3 separate regions of the Homo sapiens genome follow, and regions 1 and 3 are each linked to region 2. The links are chromatin loops, found by intact Hi-C in ENCODE. Cell type or tissue: A673. All regions are shown on one strand.

Region 1 (8,000 bases), 500 kb after region 2:
ACAGAGGCAGGAAGGCCTCCTTGAGCTGCAGTGGGCTCCACCCAGTTCGAGCTTCCCGGCCACTTTGTTTACCTGCTCAAGCCTCAGCAATGGTGGATGCCCCTCCCCCAGCCTCGCTGCCACCTTGCTGTTGGATATCAGACTGCTGTGCCAGCAATAACCGAGGATCCGTTGGTGTGGGACCCTCTGAGCCATGTGCAGGATATAATCTCCTGGTGTGCCGTTTGCTAAGACCATTGGAAAAGCGCAGTATTAGGGTGGGAGTGTCCTGATTTTCCAGGTACCATCTGTCATGGCTTCCCTTGGCTAGGAAAGGGAATTCCCTGACCCCTTGCACTTCCCAGATGAGGTGATGCCCACCCTGCTTTGGCGTACACTCTGTGGGCTGCACCCACTGTCTGACAAGCCCCAGTGAGATGAACCCGGTACCTCAGTTGGAAATGCAGAAATCACCCGTCTTCTGCAATGCTCACACTGGGAGCTGTAGACTGGAGCTCTTCCTATTTGGCCATCTTGGAACTCCAGTGACAAGTCTCCCACTCTTAAGTGTTGGAGAAAGTTCATATCCAAAAGGGGGAAGATTAATTCTAAATTAGTAAATCAGTAGCAAGTTTTTTTTTCAAAGAATCATGAGTTTTTGCTGAGGTTGGAAACAAGAAGAAGTAATAGACGTTTTTTAAAAAAATAATTTCAGCTTTTTTTTTAGACTCAGAGGTACATGAGCAAGTTTGTTACCTGGGTATGTTGCATGATGCTAAGGTTTGGTCTACAAATGACCCCATCTCTCAGGTAGTGAGCCTAGCACCCAGTGGTTAACCAACAGTAAAAATCCCAGTAGTTTTTTAACCCTTGCCCCCTCCCTCTCCGCCCTCTCTAATAGTCCCCAGTGTCTATTGTTCCATCTTTATTTCCGTGCATACCCAATGCTTAGCTCCCACTTATAAGTGAGAACATGTAGTGTTTGGTCTTCTGTTCCTATATTTATTTCCTTAGAATGATGGCCTCCAGCTACATCCATATTGCTGAAAAAAATATGATTTCATTCTTTATGACTGCATAGTATTCCGTGGTGTATATGTACCACATTTTCTTTTTCCACTCTTGGTAGGCACCTAGGTTGATCCCATCTTTACTATTGTGAATAGTGCTGCAATGAACATATGAGTGCATGTGTCATTTTGGTAGAAGGATTTGTTTTCTTTTGGATATATATCCAGTAACAGGATTACTGAGTTGAATGGTAGTTCTGTTTTAAGTTACTTGAGAAATTTCCAAACTGTTTTCCACAGTGGCTGAATTAATTCACATTCCCATCAACAGTGTGTAAGTGTTCACTTTTCTTCACAGCCATGCCAGCATGTTGTTTTTGACTTTTTAATGGTAGACATTTTGACTTGTGTGAGATAGTATCTCATTGTGGTTTTGATTTACATTTTGATAGAGGTATTTCAGTTGGGTAGTCAGGGAAGCCCTCTCTTAGGTCATGATATTTATGCAAAGGCAGGATTAACAAGAAGCAAGCAGCTGTGAGATCAGGAGAAAGAATAGGCCAGGCAGAGGGAAAGGCTGGTGCAAAGGCCCTATGGCTGGGATGAGCTTGGCATCTTCCAGGAACAGAGAGAAGAGCAGTATGGCTGGAAAACATACAGGTAGAGTGGCGTTTAGGGAATTGGGAAGGGGCCAGCTCCCAAAGCCACTTACAGACCAAGTACAGCCAACACCCAGCAAAGCCATCCAGACCTTTCCAGGCACCCTTTTTTCTCTGCCCCAGTGTGATGTCTCCCTGTCCTCAGGCCAGCCTGCTCTGCCCAGGTCTGACCCTAGCACTGCTAAGTTCTTCCTTCCTCCTTCTTATCCGCTCAGTGGCATTGTGAGGGGCCTTAACAAACCAGGCCAGCCACCAGATATGCTGGCAGCTACAACTAGGTTCTTGGAAAAGATGGATGTGTCCCCCAAAATTGTTAAAACTCATGCAAATCCAACTTCAAATCCTTGCTTGGCCACCAACCAAGCTCAATGGCACTGGATCCATTCCTTAACTTCTCTAGAAACCACTGTTCTCTTCTGAGATGAGACTAGGGTTTTGGGGAGGATGAAATGTGATAACACACATCAGCATTTGCTATTATGCCTGGCATGTAGCAAGTGCCCAGGCAAAAATAGGCTCTTATTTTTTATTACTTTTGCTGCTGCTGCAAGAGGACATGTAATGAAAGAATCAAGAATTCCACCCTTGTAAGATAAATTCTCCCCAGCTGCTGATTTCAGGGAACCCTGTTTGTTTCCTCTGTAGCTTCCATCTGCTTGATTCTTGCCTGTGGAGCCTGGCATGATGAGCTGCTACAGTCTGGAAATGCAGATGCTGTTTCCTGTCCGGAAGCTCAGGGGCTGGTTCTTATAGTGGCCCGAGCAGTGGTGCCTGCAGCTGGGCCGATTGCATTTAGTTAAGTGACTCAGATACTGTAAGTAGGAACTGAGCAGGGAGTCCTGAAAAAGACAGGCAAGGCCACACTCAGGGAAGCCAGCCCCCACTGGAGCTGTCATTCCTCCCCCTTCCCTGAGCACTCAGCCCCTTTGAAGGAGAGCAAAGAAATTGTGCTGAGCTTTAATGAGGAATCAGCTGGGCGCACTTTGCCACAGGCCTGGCTGGAGGCAGAAAGAAATGAACAGGCCCCCAGGAGTGAGCGACCCACTGCAGCTAAGTCATTCCCACCATCTCTGGATGTGACCAGAGACCCTGTGGTCATGTGGCTTCAAGCAGCCCTAGCTCACATGTGCCACTTCCCTGCAATCCCACCAACTGCTGAGCGTGCCCTGCCATCTGAGGTAGAATCAACATCAGACATCGTCAGGAGGCCAGCAATGCTGCCAGTGCAGAGTGAGGGGAGTGGCAGGCTTCCCCGGGAAATGTCAGCATTTATTGCTTTTCCCATTCGTGTTGACCCTCAGCAAGAAAATGTTCCAAATAGCATGAAGTCATCCCCCCTTTTTGGGGGGTCCTGGACCCAGTAATAACATCTTCCCGAAGGGCAATGAGTCTGTCTTTAACCTTGCCCTCTCTGGCAGGTGTGTATCAATGTGGTTTCTAGAAGCATCTCTGGGCTGCCCGGTCCCTGCCTGTGGCCACCTTCCCTTCTGGGAAAGTAACAGCCCCCGCTCCACGGTCTAGGCTCTGCTGCTCTCCTCCCGCTCCTCTGGAAACCCACTAAGTTATCTTAATTACCATTCCTCCTCAGTCTCTGCCAAGAAGTGGGGAGATTTATAATTGGATCAGTCAAATATTTGCTATGGTTTATTTCTTTGCCTCTCGAGCTCTCGTAAAAGTTGCATTTTCATGCCACTTTGGGGTATGACTGATGACTCAAAGGCACAGCCTTCACATTGCATGCCAACGTGGGTTATTTTTCAGAGGCCAGGGAAAAGGAGAGAACTGGGCGGGGAGAGGTGGTGTTTACTTTGGGTTATTGTGCTATCATCCTCTGGGTGGCTGCAAGAGACACAAGCGGCTTTGGGAGGCAAACTTCCTCCCGCAGCCAGCCGGTGCACAGACACATCCTTCTATTGGGATTTGGTCATGTGCCTCCTAAACCCCTTCCAGAGCTTCTGCAGACCTAATGGGTAGGACCACTACAGAGTAACCTCTTTAGTCAACGAGGCACAGTTTGGTCTCCCAAAGCATCCCCATGTCCCGAATTGATCACAGTGAGGTCCTAGAACAGAGGAGCCAGATGTCCCCAATACTAAGCCTGAGTTATCAATTCCCAGTGTTGAGGGATGAAAAGGAAACTCTGGCCAGGGCCTGAGCTTTTGGAAAATGCTCTCCTTCTAGTGTCAGCCAGTCTGCCAAGCAAGCTGGCCAGGCTACAGCTTAGGAACCCTAGAGAGCAGAGGCTCCCCTACACCAGATGGCCTCCTTGCAAGCCAGCTTCTCACTGGCCCCCAGTCTCCCTATCCTGGAAGGCAGTCTCCATGGCTGGCTCAGTTTATCCTCCCTGCATTTCTAGCCTCTAGCCCTTGCCCAAGTTATAGCAGCAGTGAATGATGCTGTGTGATGCTGCTTGACACGTGTTAATCTATGCATAGTGACCCTATGTGCACTCTAGAGCACTTTGAGATAGAAAGGAGGAACAAGAGGTATAAACTGGGACACTCCTGGGTAATTGTGATAAACAAACACCCTACACATAATAGAGTGGAATTTGACCAACAGAAGATGCTACCATCTTTTCCTGGGTGATCCTGTCCTGTTGTCCTATAAGAAATTATCTTGACCGGGCACGGTGGCTCACGCCTATAGTTCCAGCACTTCAGGAGGCCAAGGCGGGCGGATCACGAGGTCAGGAGTTCGAGACCAGTCTGGCCAACATAGTGAAATCCCATCTCTGCTAAAGATACAAAAAATTACCCGGGTGTGGTAGCAGGTGCCTGTAATCCCAGCTACTCGGGAGGCTGAGGCTGGAGAATTGCTTGAACCCGAGAGGTGGAGGTTTCAGTGAGCCAAGATCAAGCCATTGCATTCCAGCCTGGGTGACAGAGCGAGACTCCATCTCAAAAAAAAAAAAAAGAAAGAAAGAAATGATCTTGAGGACCATTTGGCCTGACCTGGGAAGGAAGAAGGGCAGTAGTTCTGAAGTCCTTACTCTTCACCACCCTACCCTGCAGATGAAACCCCTGTCTTCCTGGAGTTTATGTTCTTAGTAGAAAGACAACACACATAAAAATAAATTATATCATTTTAGGGGGTAATAAGTGCTTTGAAGATAATAAAGCACAATAAAGGGCTACAGGATTGAGACACATCAGACACCATATCATATCAGAGTCAAGATCTTCTCCCAGAGCCCCTGGCTAGCCGATTCTTCCTTAAATGAAAACTGCCCTCTGTGCTTCTGTGCAGGGGGACTCTGAGGAGCCAGCCAAAATAGATGTCTTCTCTTTCCCCTGAAAAATGCCTCTTCTTAGAGTAATTTACTGGGCTGGACGGTGAGCACTGCCACTAGTCCTAAGCCATTTCTGTTTCCCTTGGCTGGTCAGGCGGTTCGGCAAGAGATGACTGATGCCCAAATTAGTAATGAGCAATGGCCCCACACAAGTAATCACCTTCCCCAAACTCTTCCTCATGGGGATGATTACTTGGACCCGAAATGAAGTAGATCCTTCTCACCTCGGCACCAAGGAAGTTACAGCCATTCCTCTGGCTGACAGCAATTTGTAGACATGGGTCTTTGCAGTTGGACATTTTCGAGGTTGCTAAGGAACAAATGCTTTGATTAGAAAGGTCTCCAAAAGCAGCATCAGTTTGTCATATCACTTTAAATCATTTATTTTATCCCACAAAGACAGCTGTGACCAATGGGATATGGGGTAGAGAGAAGCTAAACACTCATTTCCTTGAGAAATGGAGAAAATTTCAACTTCTAAGCAGCGGCCGTCACCAGCGCCCCACGTGTGAAACTAGAACCACGCACTGCTCGTCCGTAATCATTATGATTTGCAAGTAGGTGACTCATAGTCCCTAGGTACTTAATAAAATGGTTGTTATCTTCCTGGCCCTGCCCTAAGCATTATCTCATGTCATCCTTATAACCTCCCTGAATGTTAGGTGTGATTATTCCCTGGTATGAAAACCAAGAAGAAGGTAAAAGTAGATTTGCCCAACATCAAAGAACAGTAAGTGACAGAGTCAGAATTCAAACCCAGGTTTGTCTGATGGCAAAGCCTTTGTGTTTAAGATTATAGAGTCTTTTGTTTTCAGTGATCACATTTCAGGTGGAAAAACTAGCGATTCTGACGACGGGAAAGGCACATTAGGAGATTCCTGGAGTTTCATTCTGTGAAGTTCGTAAAAGGGGTTATAGTTGATGTCTGTAACCCATAAAAACCTTTTTATGGAAGGGAAAGTGGAGAGATTGCTTAATCCTACAGTGGTGGTTTTCATCGGCTAAAACCTACACTTTGAATGTTCTCTGGAAGTCAGCATGCAAGTGACTTTTCTATGCAGTGATTTTGCAAGAGTTCACAAGATTAGTCCAGTTCTACTGGGGTTTTATCGATTTTCTTGTCAACAAGTAAGAAACACTGGTGTCCTCTTTGCCTTCTCCTTCATCATCTCTGTCCAGCCCATGGTCAAGCCCTGTCACCTCTTCCTTAGAAATGTTCCTCCAAAGTTGTCCCCCGCTTCTCATTCACTGTCCTGATCAAACCCTTTTCACCTCACCCCTGGGTTTCTGCAATCACTTCCTAATTGGTCCTCCTACTTTCATTTTTTCTCCCTTTAGAATATCTCATATCCTTCCTACAAACTAATTCCTTAAAACATCCCTTTCATCACATCAGTCACTGCTCAAGAGTCTTCAATAGCTCCCACTTGCCTGCTACAGCATTTCATCTATTATTTAGAACAGGCCTCTCTTGGGTCCCGTTTGACCTCCCCATCCCCTTATCCTGGTAGGCTTAGTTGACCACTCTGTCTCTCATTAATCACTTCCATTTCTGAACCTGGTTTCCACTGAAACAAAGTTAAACTTTAATTGCTGGTTTATCCAAGGCTAGGCACTATAAGGGCATGAACATAAACACCAAGCCAATCTATGTCTAAATTTTTGCTTGGCCACTTAGGAGCTGTGTGACTTTAGAAAAGTTGCTTGACTTCTCTGAGCCTCAGCTTTCTTATCTGTAAAATATGAATGTAAATAACACCAAGATAGGTACCAAATCAGGGTTTCTTCAAGAATTGAATAAAATGATAATAACGATCATGACGGCTAACATGTATTTTGTGTTTGCTGGGTGCCAGGCACTGTCTAAATATTATCTGAATCCTCACAACAACCCCATAACATAGATACTCTTATTTTCAGTTTGCCAATGGGAAAACCAAGGCACAGACAGGAGAAGCTAGTAAGCACCTCATTCAGGATTTTCTCAGGCTCCATAGCCCTCATCATAGCCCTTCTGCTGTGCCATTTCTCCTAGTAAATGATCAATAAAATGGTAGCTGGTAACATGGGTTCATAATTCCTTATCTGAAACTCTCAGGAAACCAATTACATTTTGGAATTCAGAATTTGGAGGATTATGGAAAAGTTATACTTTGCATATCCTCTGTATTACATAATGCAGAGGGGGACTGGAGCAACAGCATATACCACTCCCCCCACCACACACACACACACACACACACACACACACACACACACACACACGATGCACACATACAAACAAAAAGAAAAAAACTTTGGGTTAAAGCTCTTTGGATTTCAGGATAACAGACAAGAGATTGTGGCCTAGAGTAATAAAAGTATTAATAGTAGCAATAATTATAAAGCATAATAAATAATGACTGTTATTATTGTTACACATTTTGCGGCTCTTGTTTTCCTGGATAAGTTCATAGCAAAATGTGCTACAAAAAAGGTCTTTCTCCATTAACAAATGGGTTCGGGGGGAAGGTACCAGGTATGGGACCACATCCACACCTTGTCTCATGCATGGTACTCTCTCTCCTTTTCCCAGTATGACTTCATGGAACGTCTGGACGGGAAGGAGAAGTGGAGTGTGGTTGAGTCTCCCAGGGAACGCCGGAGCATACAGACCTTGGTTCAGAATGAAGCCGTGTTTGTGCAGTACCTGGATGTGGGCCTGTGGCATCTGGCCTTCTACAATGATGGAAAAGACAAAGAGATGGTTTCCTTCAATACTGTTGTCCTAGGTAGGTGTGGGGTCTCTGAGATGGTACGCCATGAAGGGAAGATGGAAATGTTCTGGGCTTCTCTGCAGAAGACACATCTTCTAAGGTAGTTTCTACTACAGATGACAACCAACCAGGATCCTTTGTTTAGGCCTTATAGTGTCACCCACCTGAAACTAGCTCTGATTAAATGGAAATGCTGCTTAAACCATGAAAAATTCACCAAGGATGAAATTGAGGTTAAGAGTTTGGGTCAGACTGCCTGGGTTGAGTCCTGACCACACTACCTAAGCAAATCACTTGACTTTGA
Region 2 (8,000 bases):
TGACTTTCCTTGTCCTCCAACCACTTTAATTTAATTTGTTCCATTTACTTTTCCAAGCTTTCCATCTTCCCACCATTTTAATACTATCAGAGATGGGGTGCTGCCCATGACATTCACACTTGACATTATCAAACACAAAAGGCATCACTCATGCACTTGACTGCATTACAATGGAAGGAAAAAAATAGATCCCAAAGGCTTAGAAATTATTGTCTCGTACCTTGAATGTAGCTGGATTTTCTTTTCTGTTTCCTCCAGCCTGCCTCATTTGACTGTTTTGCCACTGTGTGTTTGCAGAGGGTTCTAAAAGCCCTGCAAAAATCAGCACTCACAAATCCATAACATACACATTTTTATATTCACTGGAGATATGTGTCTTAGTATAATAGGAATTTACAATCATATCATTATTGTCTGTTATTTGTTAGGCACCAACCACATTTTGATGCAGTTCCAAAGTTGCAGCTTGCACCAGAGCTACCTTCTCATCATTGACTTCAGTTCTTCTGACGGTTCGACAGTCGTAGCCAAGCGTTGTCCTGACTCACAGATCTGTGGTCACTGCAGTTCCTTTACTATTGCTGGGCAAGCCAGAGATTTACTGAAATCCACAGTAGCTCTAATTTTTGTGTGTGTGAGTGTGGAGAATTCTTAAAGTTAGTATAAATTTCTCTGTACCTCCCTTTTCTTCCTATTCCGAGCCTGATGGTCAAAGACAGTTTACCTCTCTGCCCCCATATATAAGACAACACTTGTGACCTGAATAAATAGCATTAGATTGTGGTGAGTTTCTTCAGTCATATTACATCATGCATCACGATCGCGTGTGCTGTAAAGCTTTGTAAAACAGCCAGCTACATGATATCCTGCAGGTTTAATATACTTCTGCAGCCTTGTACTTGGGAAGGATTTCTGTAATTGGAGACAATCTAGTAAGGAGAACTTTTTAAGCCATCGGAGGCCAAAATACAAGTTTTTGAGAAATGTGCCTTTATAGGCTTGAAACTGAATGGATTACAAATTTCTCTTAACTGGACAGAATCATAATTGCCTATAGAGTACGGTCCTGATTATCCAGGGTTTGAATTTCCAGCATGGGGATTATCCAGATTTCTTCCTTGACTCCCCTGTCTTTTTCCTAACTACCTGACGTGAAACATTTCTCTAATCATTGGCACCTCTGCTAATGCTATGCAAGGGCAAATTTGAGCAGGAAAATCCGAACTAGCGAATTATCATTCAGAAGAGGGAATTATGTAGAAAAATCTGGTTTTTGTAACTATTCACTAAAGTCGACTGGATAAATTTAAATTTGGGGGGACATCTTTCTATTTACAAATGATGTTTACTGTAGCTGCATATATGCTGTTGAGAACAGCATATATGGGTTTCCTACCCAAACCCCAGTTAGTTATTCTCCACCATTCTCATTTTAGTCATTAACTGGGTGCCAATCAGTCCTTGATAAGTTATTTATTTTTAGGATTTGACCCACACACTGAAAGCCTCTTAGATACCACAAGGAGGCTGAAATGGTGAAAGAATAGGAAGTGGAGCTGGCCTTGCCAGAAACGCTGTTACTGCAGAATAGGACAGGAGTCACCAGACCACCTTCCAAGTCTGCAGAACAGGGAGCAGATTTCTGTCTACTGAATATTACTACAGAATCAAAACTTGAGGCTGGGCTCAGTGGCTCATGCCTATAATCCCAGCACTTCGGGAGGCCGAGGTGGGCGGATTGCTTGAGGCCAGGAATTGAGACCAGCCTGGCCAACATGGTGAAATCTCATCTCTACAACAAATACAAAAATTAGCCGGGCGTGGTGGCGCAAGCTTGTAATACCAGGTACTCAGGAGGCTGAGGCACCAGAATTGCTTGAACCCAGGAGGCGGACGTTGTAGTGAGCGGAGATCGTGCCGCTGCACTCCAGCCTGGGAAACAGAGCGAAACCTTGTCTCAAAAAATCAAAAAAACGGGAACCAAAAAAGAAAACCTTGATTTCCTCTCATATTCACGTACATCAGTTGTGGCTTGGACACTTTCATAATCCTGTGGTTATATCTGGCACTTTGTACCAATGTCTCTCATCAAATAGTGTACTCTTCTGTCATCTCTATTTGACAAACATACTTATTAATAATCGGTAGCAGTTTGAGGTGCTTAATACAAATTCACAAGCTGTTTCTGTTTCTAAATGTATAACATAATATAAGCAATAAAACATATGCTATATAATATAATTGACAAAATATGCTAAAAGGCAAAAAGTGGTGTTGCCTCAGTGGTACTTTAAAAAATATCCTTTTATCACTAGATTAAAACTGAGTCTGTTAGAAAGAAACATACTTGAAGTTGTTAAATGTTCAGGTGCAGTCGATGATGTAGTATAATGAACAATAGTTTTCAACCCATATTTTAAATGAGAATTTAAGCAGTAATATAGTACATAAACTGAAAATGTAAAACAACTGTTAGAAAAATCATTGACAAATCTAGTCACATGTTCTGTATGTAGAGGATTCCTCTTAGTATTCGTATTTGTGTTACATTTATATACATACATGTATGTACACACATGTATTATAGAGAATATATGTATGTGCATATATCTTTATCTATATCTATTTCCAGAGTGAGAGAGACAGAGAGAATAAAGGGGTGAATTCCTAATAAGATACAGTATGAGTACATTCCCGATAAAATATTGTGGTTTTTCCAGCTGACATTATTAATTTCCCACAATCTGACGCACAGTGTGCTATGTACCAAGGATGCCAAAATGAAAAAGACACAATTCTTAAGGAGTTTATGATCTAATCTGAAATTAGATATTATTTTCATGTTGAATTTTCAGTTGTAGATATATTTAGTAATCAAAAACATTGAGAGAGAAAAAAAAAAAATCAAGCGTTACAAAGCCATTGGAGCCCACACTAGGTATCTCTACATTTTACATGTCTTGCCTCATCAGGAGGAGAGTTGGAAAATAAATATAGGCAGGTATGATTTGGGGAAGAAGATTCTCATATAATATAATCTTGTCCCAACTAAACATAAATCTGGCTTTATGGAAAAACCAGGCTAGGGTTTCTGAATTCTCTGTTACCACTTACTGTTGATGCAGGCCACAGACCAAAGATAGGATTAGTTTGTCTGATTTTCACTCTTCTCTGAGTTCTATACAGCATTCAATCAAGCAAAGAATGTGAGGGAAAGTGTTGTCAACCTGCTTAGTATTAAACATGCACAAATAATGTTTTGTTTGAAAAGATATGTAATTGAGCATATGTTTTTAAATGAAATAGGCTTATGTGACAAAAATCATTTTATTCTTGATCTATATGGCATTTATGATGTATATGTTTTATGTGTTTATAATCACCTATCCTATGTGATTTATATACACACACATATAGTCTCTAGAGGTCAGTAGAATATAAGAAATGGGCAAAAATTCATGTCTAGATGAGACCCAGAGATCCTGGAGACCATTTTTCAAATGGTGAAATGATGATAGTCGACTAATGACATTAGGAACTGAAATCATTAATCAGTGTTAACAAAAAAGTCATGTCATTCTTGTTCCTGAAATGAATCTAATCTATTTGTTTTAAGCAAATTTCAGATAAATGAACATTTACATGGCACGAACCTTTACAGAAACCAAGCTGTAATTACTTTATTATAGTTTATTATAACAGGCTGTGATTCTCCAGAAGCTTTTTTGAGGATTTTTTTTTAAATGTTACCAGAACAAAAAGGTAATTTGTTTTTAAACACTTGACTATTACATCCAAAACACTATTTCTCTTTTAGCTGCCAATTCAGTCCCCTTGACTCTTAGAAATGAATCATTTCATGATTTATACGTTGTAATTTTATTTGTTCTTATGAACTAAGTGTCCCTGATGTTGGAAAATGTATTAGAAAATTGTGATTTATTTTATATATTAAGCTAAAATTGTTGACAGTCCAGCACTTGCTGCACAGTTGAGCATGTTTGCCAAGTTTTTCTCTGGAACATTCATGCACAAAAAGTGTAGGAAATGACATAATGTAGCCATGAACTATTTGATAGTGGAGTTGTCCGTGACTCTTACACACCATTTTATGCAAGAAAAAACAGCACAGCAGGGATTCAGATTTCATTCGAATTCGGGGATAAATGATTATCTTTTAAGTGGAGATCGCATGCCTTGGCTTAGAACTTAATATGCCTTGCACACATTAATATCGCTCACACTTGGAACTAATCTATCAATAAGCTATTCCCATATTTGTTTACTTACACTAGCGTGGATTGCATTCTTAGTTCAGTTTCCTCCAGGATAAATCCTAAACCATGTATTGCAGCAGAAGTGCCTAAAGGTGAATAGTCAGAAATAAAACAATAGGAGGTGATAGGGGCCTGTGGAGCTGTGAAAAGGCATTATGAGTATATGTACACACACACACACACACACACACACACACACACACACCCCAAACCTATCTTAAAACAAAACAAAACAAAAAACCTACTGAACATTTTTAGAGAATAACCATATGGAGAATTTAGAAGAACTTTAGGTTTATAGTACCACAAGATTCCCAGTAGATATTCCATAAAAATTAATGGAGCACTTACAACGCATAATCTAGCAATTATTAAATCAAGAAGATATGCTGTGTTTCCTGTCCTCAAGGGGTTCACAGTGTTAACTGGATGCTCCCCATACAGCATCTCCCCTGCCTCTGAGCCTCTACCTCTGCTCTCCCAATCTTCTACATTTTCCATTCCATCTCTCCAGGATTCCTTCCAGTCTTTCCTGCTTTCCTAACTGTGGCTTTGCAGATGCTCATCTTTTTTGTCTGCTTTAACACTCCAGTTTGTCCCTGGCTAAATACTATTCATCTTTAGGCCGAACATTAAATGTCACCTCCTCCAAGAAGTTTTTCTCGACTACTCCTCCTTAAGTTTAAATTAGGAGCTCCCACTCTGTGATACTGTAACAATGCACTCACCTTATTGTAACAGTGTCCTCACTATATATAACTGCTGGTTTAATTGTTCATAGTCCACCTGTTACTGGCGGAGGGTCCTGACTACAAGTCATTCATGTTCTTGGCGTTTTAAACAAATAATTGGATAAAATGCACAAACAAAGCAGTGAAAGAATGAAGCAATGAAAGCATAGATTTATTGAGACAAAAGTGCACTCCATAGAGTGGGAGCAGGCTCAAGCAAGTGGCTCAAGAGCACTGGTTCCAGAATTTTCTGGGATCTAAATACTCTCTAGAGGTTTCCCATTGGTTACTTGGTTACATCCTATGTAAATGAAGACTTGGCCAACAACCAGTCTGATTGGTTGGAGGAGGTGACCAGTCAGATGCTGAAGTGAAGTTACAAAGTTACACTCTCTGCAAATGAAGACTTGGCCCATGACCAGTCTGATTGGTTGGGGGAGGTAACCAGTCAGAAGCATTTTCCATTTTTCATCTGTGAGGCATGGAAAGGGGAGTTGCAAAGGGAGAAGCCGGCTGAGGCTGATCCTTTTGTTATCTGGGCATGAAGAGGTGGGGTTTTCCTTTTCATTCAGTTCTAGGAAGTCAGCATCAATCGGCCTTAGATTCCCTACCCCTCCAGACCGTATTCTCCCGCCTCACACCTAAGCTTTCTTTACTTTTCTTTTTTTTTTTTTTCAGACGGAGTCTCGCTCTGTCGCCCAGGCTGGAGTGCAGTGGCACAATCTCGGCTCACTGCAAGCTCTGCCTCCTGGGTTCACGCCATTCTCCTGTCTCAGCCTCCCAAGTAGCTGGGACTACAGGCGCCCGCCACCACGCCCGGCTAATTTTTATATTTTTAGTAGATTTGGGGCTACACCTAAGCTTTTAAACTCAGTGAGGACAGGAGCCATGTGTGTCTAGCTTATCTGCTGCTGTATCACTGATGCTTAGAAAAATATCTGGCAGCATAATGTTAATTTCATCAATAACTCTTGAATGAATGTGCAAATATATAAATACTCACAATGTATGGATTAAAAGAAGATATCCACCTCCAAAAGACCACAAATCATTAACCTCTGTGTTTGTTCCCAAGTCTTAGTCTAGGGCAGATTCAAAGTGTCCTAGGGCATCATCCTTCTTCTCTCTCTATTTTCCACCCTGAAGTAGATCCGGATCCTTAATCCCCAGAATAGAATCGTTATTTTAGTTGGAGGAAGATGTACACTCTTTAGATGTTTTCTTCTTAGTCTCTGATCATGTAATTTATGATGAAAAGTACACTTGTTTGGAGGGTAGTCTAAAAGTGGTGACTACCTCTCTCCACTCTAGTGATGTTTACAAGATTTTGAACCTTGGATATCAGAACTGTTTAAATAGACCATGGACTCTGAGCATTGTGATCATGAATACAGATTGTCTGTTGAATATCAGGCATTTTGCTAGGAACTGGAGAGTCAGAAATGATGATGCAGAATAAATATATATTGATTTATTTTTAATTAGGCCTATGGGACCATGTCACTTTATGTGAGGATATTGTACTCCCAAATTTCTCTGCTTCTTTTCCACACCTCTGGTGAAATTCTAAGAACTTATCAATCAAGATATTTTCCTAAAAACATTGTATTTCTATGTTACACAAAGACATAAACAACCTTAGAGTCATGCTAGAAGTTATTTATATAATAATAGAATAAAAATGTTAATCAAATAATAAAATTTTTATTTTAATTATAGTCAGCCCTTTGTATCTTTGAGTTCTACCTTTATGGATTCAACCAACCATAGATTGACAATACTGAAAATAAGAATAATAAAAAAGCAGGCCAGGCACGGTGGCTCACCCTGTAATTCCAGCATTTTGGGAGGCCAAGGCGGGTGGATCACTTGAGTTTAGGGGTTTGAGACCAGCCTGGGCAACATGGCGAAACCGCATCTCTACAAAAAATAAAGAAATAAGCTGGGCATGGTGACATACACCTGTAGTCCCAGTACTCGGGAGGCTGAGGTCACAAGATTGCTTGAGCCCAGAAGGTCAAGGTTGCAGTGAGCACCACTACACTCCAGCCTGGGTGACAGAGCGAGACTGTCTCAAACAAAACAAAACAAAAAAATACAAAGTAAGAGTACGATAATAAAAATAATACAAATAAAAAAACAGGTGATATAACAACTATTTACATAGCATTTACATTATATTAGGTATTACAAGTAATCTAGAGATGATTTAAAGTATATGGGAGGAAGTATGTAGGTTATACGCAAATACTGCACCAGTTTATTTGAGGGACTTGAGCATCTGTGGATTTTGGCATCTATGGGGGTCCTGGAACCAAGCCCCACAGATACGGAGGGACTACTGTAGTAATAAACATGAAAGGCTGGTCAGTTAACTGTTCCTCTGACAATATGCATGTTAAATGATTTCAATGTATAACTGTAATTTCTCTTTTAATTTGGGACATATCCTCCTTCCTTTAATCTTTGGTTCCCTGAGGATGGTAGCAGACTGTTCATTTCTGTCTCACTCTCCCTTTCCTTCTCCAGGGTGTCCTGTTGAATCCACTCCTATGTCTTATGTGCAAACTCATAATACCCAGGATAGTTTATTATATTTATTCTTGAATAAGAAAATATTTTAGGGAAAGAGGTAATTTAAAAAATGGAACGTACTTGCCAATGAGCAAATGTATTCTATTAGTAGAGAATTATAACCACCTTATAACAATCACAGTATCCCTCATTTCCAAAGCGTTCTGGAATGAGTAATAATCAATACCAGAGTAAAGAAAGAATTTTTCTTCAATTTAGTTAGATGATTTTTATTCACAAAAATATCTAAGTTGTTGAAAAAATAGACCTTTGACTTTTAACTTGGGTTTATTTTTCAATTTGGAAAGTGCATGTAAGTTTGTTAATGTTAATTAGTAATTGTTGGGCTCTGAGGGGGTGCAGCATCTTCAGTCTGAGCTTATTACAGTGTAAAATATGGATTGCCTTTACCCTAATG
Region 3 (8,000 bases), 440 kb after region 2:
GACCACTCATCATTTCACCAAAGTAAAAGGAAGTAGAGACAATTGATGATTGATGTTAGAAGCAGGGGACAGGGGTAGAAAGCATGTGGGCTTCAGATCTGTTCAGACCCAGGTTTGAATTTGGATATCACTTAAACCTCCCTAAGTTTCAGATTATCATTTTAGAGCAGCAGCATGAGGATAATAATGTTCACCTTTGCAGAGTTATTAAGAATAAACAAGAGGAAAATTATAAAGTGTTGTGACATGTAATAAGACAATGGCTATTATTTTTAGATTGGCCAACTCGTTTGCATGGAGCTCTTCGTGACAGACCATTGAGAAGTGACCTGAGTTCCACAAATGTCCTTTGCTCACTTTATTTGGCACTGTTTGTGTGGTGAACTTTCCCCACTCTGGGTGTGGCTGGTCAGTCTCTTACAGTGTGTGGCTAGCAGATCACCTTTGAATAACATCTGTGGCTATTTAATTTGTACTGGGGAAAGAAAGAAGTATTACAAGGAAAGCAGGCTGCCCCGTTGGGATGCTCAAGGCCCATTTTCTTGCACTTAGCCTAGGATTGGCATCTCTTGGTCAATGTGGGTCACCTTCCTGAGAATAAAGGGGCTTCATTGGCTCAATAATTATCCCAACTGTTTTTTCAGTTGTGGCTATTTGAGAAAGAGGTTTCATATGTCAGGAGTACAAAATAGAGACTGACTTCATCGATCTTTATGCCATTTTTGCCCTTCATCGTTGATGTCATTTGACTCTTCAGGCCCCCCTTCTCCCGTCACTTTCTTCTTGACATAATAGCTTTCTTCTGTTCCGTCCCCATCTTCCCATCTGCTCTTTCTCATAGCTCCCTCTTCTACACCTCGTACTTTCCGGCCTCTGCACTTCCACTGTTGGGCAACAGAAGAGCTGTCTTTGTTTAAGCTTAAACTTTATCTTCTGGCAAAATGGAGAAATTAACTGCCTACCAGCATCTCGGAGTTGGTTGTGGGGTTCATAGGTTCATACGTGTTAATTGTTTTAAAAATTCTCCTTACTATAGCAATGCAAGAATCACTAATCTTTCTCTCTTTCCCTTTCTCCCTATTCCTCTTCTCCTCTCCACATTAAGTCTGATTTTTTTCTCTCTCTGAATTTATCCAGCTTACATAATTTGCCTTTTCATTTTGTGAATGGAGATAATTTGTGAATAGAAATTACTTCCAAATGTTTCAAAAATATTTTCTAAGCATTTGCTTTAACATGGTGTTGTGAGCTCTTTTTTTTTTTTCCTCTTTCTTTTTTTTTCATAAGGAAATAAGTATTTCCAGGGAAATGAGCTTTAGGGGGAGAAAAGGATTGCATTTCACTCTCTTCTTGGGTCTCTTTTGTTGATGACAATTTTGAGCTGGAGTAACTGCAGATATTGACTTGTCGACCACCTGGGGTGGAGGGGGACAGTTTTATTCAGACTCCTGCCCAGGAAGTCCCAGGAAGGAATAGGATAGGAGGGAGGAGAGAGGAGAGGGTAAATGAATTCAGAAAATAGAGCTAGCCTGGAAACTGATGACTTTTTAGGTGAGAGATTCCCTACATCAATATTTTAATTTTAAGACACATTCTTATACTTGGGTTGATTCTGGGGTGCCTCCTAAGGACAGACTTTGTCCTTTATTCATTAATTCAGCAAGCATTCACTAAAAACTTCCTTCTCTCTAAGACCTTAGTGATGCAGAAATGGGTGACTGAGGTCCCTGTCCCCGAGGAGATCTCCATCACACACAGAGAAAATAGATGTGCACACTATCACTTATAACACAAGACCAAGGAGACCACGCCTGTGCTAGCATGGAAGTGAGCACGGGGAGAAGAAAAGGAGTCGTCTGTCTGTTGGTATCAGAGAGTACTTTAGAGGGGAGATGGCATTTGATATGTAGCTAGAAGGGTGCATAGGATTTTGGCAGAAGGGAAAGAGGGGAGAAATACCTTTCAGGAATAAGAACACCAAGTGCAGTGATTAAAGCCTGGGAAATCATGGTGAGTAGAATGCCACGTATCATTAACACTGGAGCAAAAAGTATACAAGGATCTAGGGTATTGATGGAAAAGGTATTGGGGAGAAGGACAGCATGACAACAAGCCTTTCATGCCATAAGAATGTGTATTTGGATTTGATTCTTAAGTGACTCAAAACCCGCCAACAATTCTGAGTGGAAGAGGGCATGGAGCCGTCTGGCAGCCCCATGCAGAATGAAGTGATGGGGTGAAAACTAGATGAGAGCCAAGGAGGCCATTCCAAAGCCCAGAAAGAGGAGACTGTGAATAAAACAAGAACAATGGCAGGGCAGGCAGAGAGGAGAGGAGACATGAGGGAGACATCATAGAGGTTGAATGTCCTGGTTTGATCATTGACTGAATCTGGTGGGAGGGGAAAGGAGACATCAGGCATAATTCAGTCCATTGATCAGCCTTTTGCTCGATACTGGACAGAGTAACCTGGAGCCAGCCCCTGGGAAAAAGGGGTAGAGGGTAAAAGAAAGTTTCCTGTTCCTATAATGTACAATGAATAATCAGCTGCAATTTCAGTGGATGTCAGCTGGGCTAGATGATGCTGGAGTTTCTGGGACAAAAGATGCACTTCCTAAGTTATTTTCATGCATGTAATGAAAAAATTAGAAGACAGCAGAATTGGGTTTAATAAACTTTCCTATTTTTAATTGCCACTGAATGATGTTTTAAGGACAATAAGTCCTTAGAGGAAAGAAAAGGCTTTAAAAGCACCCACTTCTTCTCTTCCATTGAAATGACATGTTTCACCTATGTGATGACTTAATTGCCTAAGAGCAAGGAACAGTGGAACTACAGATAACCTTAGTTGGGCTTTAGAGCAGGGAATGGATTTCTACCTATATGGCAATTATATACCATGTTCTCTGAGGGTTAGGATCCACACTGGGCTTCAGAATTGTGCTTAGAGGGGCCAGGGTTTAGATTGTTAGGATTTACAATCAGCATCAAATTGGGAAGAGAATGTCGAGGATGTAGGTCAATATCAGTCAAGTTCATTTAGACCTCCCCCGACCCAAATATATACTTGCCACTTTGCTACAAAAGACAAGGTTAGGGGCTACAAGGTGACACCCGAGACTTCTTTAGTGGATATTTAGAGTTCGCCCATTCTCCAGAGATAAGAAAGAAGGATTCTCCAAAACCCAGACCCTTAGACCTCAAGCGAAGGTCTTGGAATAGACAGTACCCACATTCCTGCTGTCCTTTGCTTCTTGTGGAAGTTAATTTTGTGCTTGTTTAACATTTTTAATTGGCCCAACATGCTCCTGCAAGGCATTTTTCAGTCATTCTGTGTTTGACTTCACCTGGTTATGATTGTTTCCTGTTTTGGGTTTTTGACGTCGTCATTTTATCTTGTTTTCATGAGAGTATCATTCCCTGCTCACTGAGAGCCATTTGATTTTTCAGCAGCTTAGGTGGCAGATCTTGAAGACGGTTGCGTCTTCACCTTGGGGAGTGTCTTTCAGTGATTCGTGGTTGGGTAGGGTGGAACCTCCACCCGCCGGCTTCCCAAACTGATATGTTGGCTTTTCTGAACCTCCAAAGTTGCTAAGATACAGTGTGTCTTTGGACCCCTTCCAGGCTGTTTCCTTCCACACTCACAGCTTTGACGGAATATTTCCTCTGCCTGATATCGTTAGAAAGGTGACATGCCAAACCAAAGTTAGAGCCGTTACAAGACATTTCTTTGAGTGCAGTTTCCTTGGTTCACCCGTTCATCTGCTGTGCTGGAAGAAAAAAGTGAAATCAAAAAAGCTCTATTAAATAGATGTGCCAAGGAACGAGGAAAAAAAAGAAAAGTTTCTTCAACTTTTATATGCTCAGAATTGTCTCACAAGCATATTTTTGTTCCTTTCCTCTATTTAAAAATTGATAACCTAGAAAGTCAGGAGCAGGCTAGGAATCGTTTGTGGCACAAAAGTGGCACCTACTGGTAAGCCTTGGCTTAAATTTGAAGTTTAGATTTGTGCATGACCTTGACCAAAGTTATATCCTCCTGAGAATGCTTCCTAATGATTTTCTATGTCTGGAAGGGCAAACCCTCTTTAGATGTATAAATATTAAAAAGCACTTCTTAGGCATGAGGGCACTGGTTTCAGGGCTACAGAATGACTTTTTCAGCTTGTAATTAAAAACATGTACTGGATAACTAACCAGCAGCAGTATTTGCTTAAAGGAGCAAATGATTTAAAACTGATTGGGTTGCACACCAAAGTGGAGTGACCCATGGTGGCTGTTCTTACCTCTGGTTTCTCGAGGCATCCACCCAGCTCCCCGAGGTTCCTCAAGTCACTGGGTTCTTGAAACCCACAGCCTTCCTTTCCTTGCGTGTTTGGAGTTTTTGCTTTATCCTGGTATCCACGTTTTGTTTTTCATATCTTTACTCTGTATCTGAATATTTATTCCACGTTTTGGTTTTCATGTCTTTACTCTGTATCTGAATCTACAGAACTCACACTCAAGAAAAACCATGGCTCCCCCTGTTACAGTGCACACTCAAGTTTCATAAGAGACCCCAACACTGGCTGCACTCAGCAGGTCAAACAATCATTTTCAAAGGACCATAAGATTTTTTAAGAAACAGACTGTCCTACATATTTGAAATCTTTTTTTTTTTTTTTTCTATTTTAAAGGCAGATTCCACTGAATGCTGCAAAAGTAACAGAAATGATTAGGAACAGAGTTGTGACCTATCCAATTTCAAAAAAGAAAGGGAAGGGGTGAGATCTACCCCCTCCTAAGTGGTAACAGGCCCTTTCTGTTCATCTTCTCATCTAATTGTCTAAACAATCCTACATCACAAGATACTGTCATCAACTGCATTTTGCAGATGGGAACACTGAGACCTAGAGATTGTCTAGTGTGATATAACAATTAAGTGATCATTTTAGGAATCTTTCTCATTTTAAAATCAATATTGTACTCCTGGTGGTATAAATAAAGATGACCTTTGTTTATTCATTTACTCATCCATTCATTCCAAATATTCATTAAGCACCATGCATGAGCAGGCACCGTGCCGGGGGCTGGGGATGCAGCGCAGAGAAGAGCAGCCGGGAGCTCCGCTCCTCTGGAGTTTTCTCTCTGGTATCACTCCGAGAGTCTCCACATCCCAATTTGCTCTCTGCTCTGAGGGTCTTTTTTTAACCCCTAGGGGAGAAGTTGACAGATTGTGAACATCAATAGTTATTGAATTGGTTTTGTCCCAAGGCTTCTTAAAAACAGTTTTCAACGAGTGCCAAGCCCTAACTGTCTCCCAAATCCTACTGAAAGAAATCAGAGCAGGTTATGTTTTCATTGTCTAGCCACCCTTGGCCATGAGGCGCTGCATCCGGCTTTTTCTCTGGGGCCCATTTTTCGCCACAACTCTTCAGCCTTCTACCACTCGGGTTAAGTTTTGCTTTGTGCATTTACAATAAGTGCCTGCCAAGCATGAGTGTTGCAGGATTAGAATAAAATAGTGGGGGTGAAGGAAAGCAGATTTTTTGGAAACCGGTAGAAACACTCCATGAAATGGAGCATTGTACCAAACTCAGCTTAGTTATACAAAAGCATGTATAGTGTTTCTTTTTATTTCCCATCTTAACGGGAGGAGGCAGAGAACAGTGGTTACAGAACAACTTTAGAATCGTTCCTGATTGTCCAAATGGTTTTTTTACCCCTCTGAGATTGGGGACTCAGGGGCAGCCGTGTCTCTCACGCCTGCCCATTCTGCCCCGCTCGAAGCCACACTGCAGTGTTCCATGTCCATCTCGCCTGCGCTATCTAGGCAAGGGTGCGTGTGCCAGGCTATTAAACACCCCACACCCCACTCCCCTGTCGTTCTCTAAGCAATGGAAGAAGTTTGCTTGGCCACCACAGCTCGGGCAGGAGGGACTTGGATTAGCCCAACAGCTTTTGCTACTGTCAGCATGCAGCCTAATAGAGTTGGAAGACAGGGTTCTTTAGAGGCACTGGTTCTGACAAGGAAAGCTTCTGTAATCTTGCCTTTGTTTAGAAATATGAACTTCGAAACCCTGCTGCAGAGAGTGTCGGCAGCCACGCTGATGCGAGGCCTTGGGCAAATTCATTTGAATTGCTTTGAAATTGGATATTCAAAATTCAATAAAAATAAGCCAGCCTGATGGTACAGCTGCAGCATTCCCCCCATCCAGCTGGGTAAGCCGTGATGATTTCCAGGCCGCGGACTAGCAAAGCCCGAGTGTGATGGGAAGATGAGCGCCTGAGCTGCCAGAGAACTCTCTCTCTGGCAGCCTGGCCCGCCGACGGCTGCCTGCCAGCTGACTTGCAGAGCAGGGCTGGCTTTGGCACTAAGTGGCTCCTCTCACTGGCCTGCCCAGGCGGGGATGCGGGGCCTGCCTCAGTCATGGCCGGGGTCCAGGGGGAGGGGATGCCTCAAGGGCAAATGGATGGGGTGTCGGAAAAACAATAAAATCACAACACTCCAGTTGTTTAGAGAGCAGCTGGACGTCCCAAACACTCTGCCACAGATCCAGAGCCATCAGACACGTAGGTGGGTTTAATTAAATTGTATGCAGATGCAAGCAAACCTCATAATTTGCCCTTGAGCACACACTACTGCATTTGCCTGGAAAGGGGGACATGACATCCCGGAGGGTGCTCTCTTGCCACCTGCCCTGGGAGCTCCCTCTTCATCATTGTTTATGTGGAAAGGCGATTCTGCTAGGGATTTTAAGAGAAGACCATTCTCACTTTCCTCTAAGTCTCAAGCAGTTTGATCTCTCTGCTTTGTGATGGTGTGTCACAATCATGCATAAAAACTGTGACGTATATATAAGATGTATACATATATAGAGAGAGATATTTATACACATATATAAACATACATATGCATTTATAGATGGATAGAGAGATGAATAGATAGACCGACATATACAGATAGACTCCAAATTCAAGAAGTATGTCTTATTACCCCTAAGCAACCTCAATTTTAATAATTGGGCTCATCATACCCCATGCATGAGTTCAGGCACTTTTCTTTGTTGGAATTTGTGCATATGTGAACTGTCTTGAGTCAGATTCCAGGAGAAATATATCCATTAGCCTTCCGATTGTCGCACCTATGCCACCTACAGTACCATACCTAAAGAGGGGTAATTGGAGCTCCTGCGTGCAGGGACATTGTGAGCAGCCCACTCCATTGGCCTGTGTTACGTATCGCCAGCCACTCAAGGGCCAGCCATGAAATTTAATTTGGAGTTTTACAGACACGTTCTGAATCCGAAATCTCAATAATAACTTTCCCTTTGCTCAGCCTTTTAACTGTGAAATTCAGTTGGGGAGTTTCGAAGCAGCAGGTAATGTCACAGCACTCCAGAGGGATTTTGCCAGAATTCTACTAAAGTGCTTGCAAGTGTCATTTCCATATTTAACTAATTTCAGTTTTTAATTAGCTCCATGTGAAAAATGAGAGTTCACGCTGAGCTCCTCTGTCAGCACAGACGCTTGTTTCCTTTCTAGGATCTCAGGACAATTAAGAAAAAAATAGTTGATGCTACAGTAAGTGTGATCATGCATAGCTCTCTCAAGCCATAACATTGTTCCCTGACAGTAAGAAAGGGCCACTGCCAGGGCCCACTCGCCAGGCTGGGAAAGAGCAGTTTGGAAGAGGGTTTTACGTGCGGATTTGTGAGTCCTTGGTTCTGAATGATTCCTTAGCTGCAAAAAGTATATTCTTGTCCCTAAATTCTCCAAGATGACCTGAGATTAGGTTTTGAAAGAATGCTATATGAAATGCAAAGATGATGTTACTCTAGGAAAACAGGCTTCCTCCGTGTTATCTCTGTGCTAAACTCCAGCATCCAGGTGCTTATCAGGTCATTTGATTTCAGATTCGTAAGGCCCTTGGCATACAAAAGTAACTTCTCTATGATTTAAGTTTCAAAATGCAGTACACACATGGAAATTTATTAATCCTACATTCAAAGTGTAAATTT

What was found. Peaks named below come from ENCODE experiments on the same cell type or tissue, not always from the same donor. Only the 100,000 strongest peaks of a DNase experiment are listed, where the experiment ranks them.
Region 1: a loop joins it to region 2, with 5 times the contacts of the local background. A loop is called at or near these places in 2 of 110 quality-filtered maps.
Region 3: it touches region 2 in a loop (11-fold over the local background); 10 of 110 quality-filtered maps call a loop at or near these places.

Annotation. Positions count from the first base shown.
Region 1 is chr5:168,083,059-168,091,058 of GRCh38, forward strand. It overlaps TENM2 (teneurin transmembrane protein 2), which reads left to right. Exons shown (of 31, transcript NM_001395460.1): 10 at 7,516-7,711. Among named protein-coding and RNA genes, the nearest start is that of MIR12125, 79 kb to the right of the region's middle. In A673, a CTCF peak has its summit at 3,497; DNase peaks (open chromatin) are centred at 2,443 and 3,393; H3K27ac peaks cover 4,143 bases.
Region 2 is chr5:167,579,030-167,587,029 of GRCh38, forward strand. The region is part of intron 4 of TENM2 (teneurin transmembrane protein 2); the gene reads left to right. Among named protein-coding and RNA genes, the nearest start is that of TENM2-AS4, 77 kb to the right of the region's middle. In A673, a CTCF peak has its summit at 3,422; DNase peaks (open chromatin) are centred at 3,472 and 4,132; H3K4me3 peaks cover 924 bases; H3K27ac peaks cover 4,420 bases.
Region 3 is chr5:168,017,127-168,025,126 of GRCh38, forward strand. The region is part of intron 7 of TENM2 (teneurin transmembrane protein 2); the gene reads left to right. Among named protein-coding and RNA genes, the nearest start is that of TENM2-AS3, 68 kb to the left of the region's middle. In A673, a CTCF peak has its summit at 3,980 (motif pointing left); no DNase peak of the experiment used is centred here; H3K27ac peaks cover 2,390 bases.